Linked DNA regions of Homo sapiens: region 2 is linked to region 1. Evidence: chromatin loops called from intact Hi-C (ENCODE). Cell type or tissue: dorsolateral prefrontal cortex. All regions are shown on one strand. Region 1 has its middle 3.1 kb from the start of PAPSS2. Region 2 overlaps ATAD1 (ATPase family AAA domain containing 1).

Region 1 (2,500 bases):
AGCTGGGATTACAGGTGCGCACCACCACGCCTGGCTTTTTTTAAAATTTTTTTGTATTTTTTGTAGAGACGGGGTTTCACCGTGTTGGCCAGGCTGGTCTTGAACTCCTGACCTCAAATGATCCACCCGCCTCAGCCTCCCAAAGTGCTGAGATTACAGGCCTGAGCCACCATGCCTGGCTCCTACCATTTTTTAAAGTCTCAGTTCATATATGATCTTTCCCCAAGAAAATCTGACATCAGTCCCCACTCTCCTCCCAAGGTTGAACTAGATGTCCCTCCTTTGTGCACTCACAATCTCCTTTAATTTACTGACCAGTTTAATCCATATTCTGGGTTTCTTTGAGAGAAAACAATGACTGATGCCCACAGTGAACTCAATGTTCTTCAACAGGAGGATGCACTGAAATGCCCAGACACTTCTTCACCTAAGCTGCGTGTTTGCTGGGATCCATTGTTTGTTCTCAAACCTATTTCTGCCAGTCGTACTTGTTAGTTTAATTAAGTAATTTAACTAGATGTCACTTGAGTGAATAGCACATGAGTGAAAGAGTTGTGTTTTCTATGAAAACAGATGGATGCTTTGGAAAGATAAGATGCTAGAAATCGTACTTTTGAATGAGCCATAGGCAAAACTACAGACAGGATAGGGGAGGGGTATGTAGTAATCTTGAAAGAATCTCCTTTCAGATTTTTTTAAGTGCCCTTAATTTCTAACTTCACTTTATAAAATTCCAACCTGGAAATTGTTGAAGATGCCTAATGAAAGTAGTTTATGAAGTTCCTATCAGTAGACTCATGTCACAATTAGAAGCCTTTGGCCCCATATCAAAAGATTAGTGACGTGTATGTGTTAAGTCAAAATAAAATGTCTAAGGCATGCACGTATCATCTTTACCTGTTCAACCAATTATGTATTGAAGTGATGGGGAACCAGTGGGCGGCAGGAAGGGAGTCGGGTATCTTTCTCTTTCAATAGATTGTGAGTTTCTTGAAGACAGGGACCACATCTTGCTCATCTAAGTAGTACCTGTGCCTGAGAAAAGTGTTCAGATCCTCAAAGATTTTCACTAAGTGCTCTTCACCCAGTGGAATGCTGCACTTATTTTTGTTTAGGGGGTTTCAGGTCTTGTTCAGCATTTATGCATTACAACCACGAGGGGGCAATATAGTCACATTCCTTGTAATGACCACCCAGTGGTGTTGCCTCCACGTTAGAGCCCCTAATATGATGAGCCCCCCTAAAATGCATTGGAGAAACTGTGGCATAAACATCTCACCAACACTGGCATTCTTTGTATATCCTTCTCCTGTTTATTTGGAGGAGTTGACTGATTCTATCTTTTCTAAACAATATAAGGATCAACTAGCAATCACCATTTTATTAAGTTATGCAAGTGCAGACAGCTTCTGGAAGGAAGAAATGAAAATGAGATGGTGGAGAAGGGGTGGTACAGGGGAAACCTTCATGTAAATGTTATCAGTAGTATCAGGGATGATCAATTGGCACAATGTTATCTATGGTGTTTTTCAGGGAAGTCTTGGAGGGAACACTACTGAAGAAGTTACAGATTCTGTGTCTATATGAAGCAGAAGACCTCAATCCTTCCTCTGTCCCCTGAATGAGTCTTCTCCCAGTTCCTATATGTCCGAATCATAGGCTCCGAAAATTAAGTTTCTCGTTGCTCATATCTTTTCAGAAGGAATGTCCTCTCCTAAGAGCAAGAGGGTAGTGAGATGAAAAAGAAATCTATTGCCTTTAAAAGGAAAGACCCTGAGAAAATAAAAAAAGAGTGTTTTGCTTTTTAGTAAACTGCTGTGCTGAATCACGACTAAATTGGTGATCTGTGACATCAAAGGGTCATAAACAGCCTAGCTTGAGTCCAAAAGAACTGAGGCCTCCATTTTCACAGTAAAAGAATGCCTATTCCAAAATAATTTTTGAGAATGAATGAAATCTAAAACAAGATAAGCAGTCCTGTTTACAGTTATCATGGGGTATTGAAATAGTTGGCGTGGAAGTTGGGTGACTCAGTGGGCAGGACATTTGGGGTCAGAGCACTTGGGAAGTCAGGCTGACCTGCGTTAAAGCCTCAGCTCTGCTCCTAACTAGTGACTACGGTCAGATGCCCTCCCTTCCCTAAGCGCCAGTTTTACATTGCTCATATGTAAAATACAGGAATGGGGAAATTGGACAAATGATCTCACAACCTCTCCCAGATCTAAACAATCATATATTTCTTTTCCAGGAAGTAGCTTACGTATTTGTCCTTAACTTCCTGTTTCAAGAAGACAGCTTTTTGTTTTTAGATGCAATATAAAAACAAAATAACAATCACGCAAATTGCTATTTTTCTTTTTTTTTTTTTGAGATGGAGTTTCACTCTTGTTACTCAGGCTGGAGTGCAATGGCGCAATCTCGGCTCACTGCAATCTCTGCCTCCCGGGTTCAAGCGATTCTCCTGCCTCAGCCTCCCAAGTAGCCGGGATTACAGGCATAT
Region 2 (2,500 bases), 120 kb after region 1:
GGATAGAAATAGAGAGTGGAAAGGACAAAGAAGCTACTGTCAGGGTTTCTGCCCCATTCCTTCCCTGTCATAAGCACCCCTATATGACAAAATATTCCCTTCTTAAAATTAAAGGTGAAGACCTATAAAAAGGTGAGTATTTAACTCTTCATAATATCAATCAAGACCACCTACAGGCTGGTTGATATGAAATCTTGTAGGCATTCTTCTCATTATAGCCGAGTCAAGGTCCTGAGGACGATTGGTAGCTCCCATTACTATGACCTAAGTGTATAAAGAAGACAGAAGGTATTAAATCTACCAATTATACTCCTCTGAGAATGTTATTACTAGGGCTTAGTTTTAAAAATTAAGTGGTATTTTAACTAAATCCTTTGTAAGAAATCTGATTTTAAATCACTATTATTCAACTATTTACAGGTATAAATTGAAGTTAATCCTAAATAAATCAAATATTAGCAAAACTGGAAAACTAATGCATTTCACTTCATGTCTTTCTAGAAATTAAAGTATGTAATGTTCAGTTGCAAATAGCCACTGAAAAATTATTAAAATTTGCTTTTAAAAAACTATTGTATTTTGCAAAATATGGTGCTTAATGAATACATGTTGAATGACTAAAACCCATTATGTTATAGCTTGGGTATACAGTTTGGGAGTATAAGGGGATAATTCAAGTCCTTAAATAATAATATTATGGAGAGAATCATTTCCCCTTAATAAGTCTGAAGATTCTGGTAACTGTAATAGATACTGTGTACTTTTTCTCTATATTTCACATCATCATCTCATGGTACTATCAGCACTGCAGGTGATAGCTTCTCAATGCGAAATAAAGTCTCAAGTAATCCAACTTTAAACAAAGATAACAGAGTATAAGCAAACATCAAAATGCTGGGAAGAACTCTTTTTAAAAATGCTGGCAGCCCTGCCAACCTCTGAGTCTATGTCACTTATTTATAAAGGATGTAGAGATTAAAAAAAAAAAAAGAACTTTAAAAATAAACATGAATAAAAACAAAGATATATAAAACAAGTTAATTTCTGAAGGACATCAATATTACCTTTACTGTTGATACTTCAGTATAACCCAGTAACAATACACATCTGCTATCCAAAGTGAAATTTATTGGTATTCCATGGAAACACATTTCTCTAACATTACCTTATTTCTCCCTAAGAGGTTTTACATTTCTGAAATAATCCAAATCTTATATCCTACTTCTACTCTACACTGAATGACATTCAGGAGCCTCAGAGCCCAATTACTTTCAATTAACTGTGAGAGTTTGCCACCTAGAGGAAGAAAATATAAACACAAATTTGAAAAATGTTAGTTCCACAACACAACATAATGCAAGTTTGTATTTGTGTTAAGTGGTCCTAAAATCAAAATATTAATGCTCATATTTATTTTTCTTTATTTTCTTTCTTTCTTTCTTTTTTTTTTTGAAGACAGAAAGTAGCTGGGACTACAGGCACATGCCACTGTGCCTAGCTGATTTTTCCGTCTTTAGTAGAGACAAGGTCTCACTATGTTGCCTATGCTGGTCTGAAACCTCTGGGCTCAAGCGATCCTCCCCACTCAGCCTCCCAAAGTGCTGGGATTACAGATGTGAAACACCACACCCAGCCTCTTTATTGACTTTTTACAACTCAATAAAATTAATAAAAAAGAAAAAATTTCTTCCAAATTTAAAACAAACAAATCTTAAAAGTGGGTGAATGAACTAAAAGCATAAGATAATGAATGAGTATAAGGAAAAAACATCACAAAAGACACTGTGGTTAAGTCAATATTTGGGGGGGAAAAAGGGAAATGGCCAGCATTTGAAGAAACATAGGACAAAGCAAAACAAAATTTAAAAGCCAGTATAGAGGATGGAATACTAAAAAATAGAACCAAGGAATCCAAATAAAACTAGTAAAACATGGCCTATTGAGTATGTATAACAGATACTCATGATGAAAAAGCAAAAGTGATTGAAATCACGTGTAGTTTCACATAAAGAAGCAAATTCTAAGGAGTAATTTTAAGCAGCAAAAGCAGAGAACCTTTTCATATATATTAATTCAATACAAATGAGCTAAAATATAAAACAGGAAGTGACAGTAATTTTTTACTACTTAAGAAACAAAATCAATGCTCCTTTTATGTGTTAGTTGTTCAAACTTTTAAAAAAATCTTTATTTTCTGTTCCTGCCTTCATTTGCCAAGAATCATGGCCTCCAGCTTCATCTGGAGGAGGGAGAGGATCAGGAAAAATAACTAATGGATACTAGGCTTAATACCTGGGTATGAAATAATCTGTACAACGAACTCCCCAAGACACAAATTTATCTATGTAACAAACCTGCACATATACCCCTGAATTTAAAATAAAAGTTTAAAAAAAACTCTTTAAAACAAAACATAATTTTTTTATCATTTCACATTTAAAATAATCAGACCTAAATTTACATCCCAAAACTTTAACTTCATCAATGAATACCCTAAAAA

What was found. Hi-C counts contacts between places; a loop is a spot of excess contacts. Peaks named below come from ENCODE experiments on the same cell type or tissue, not always from the same donor. Only the 100,000 strongest peaks of a DNase experiment are listed, where the experiment ranks them.
Region 2: a loop joins it to region 1, with 6 times the contacts of the local background. A loop is called at or near these places in 36 of 110 quality-filtered maps.

Annotation. Positions count from the first base shown.
Region 1 is chr10:87,655,496-87,657,995 of GRCh38, forward strand. No RefSeq gene overlaps it. Among named protein-coding and RNA genes, the nearest start is that of PAPSS2, 3.1 kb to the right of the region's middle. In dorsolateral prefrontal cortex, CTCF peaks have their summits at 1,153 (motif pointing right) and 1,352; no DNase peak of the experiment used is centred here; H3K27ac peaks cover 556 bases.
Region 2 is chr10:87,770,778-87,773,277 of GRCh38, forward strand. ATAD1 (ATPase family AAA domain containing 1) reads right to left here. Exons shown (of 10, transcript NM_001321967.2): 7 at 175-264. The region is part of intron 1 of LOC124902476 (a long non-coding RNA gene); the gene reads left to right. Among named protein-coding and RNA genes, the nearest start is that of ATAD1, 46 kb to the right of the region's middle. In dorsolateral prefrontal cortex, CTCF peaks have their summits at 1,319 (motif pointing left) and 1,518; no DNase peak of the experiment used is centred here.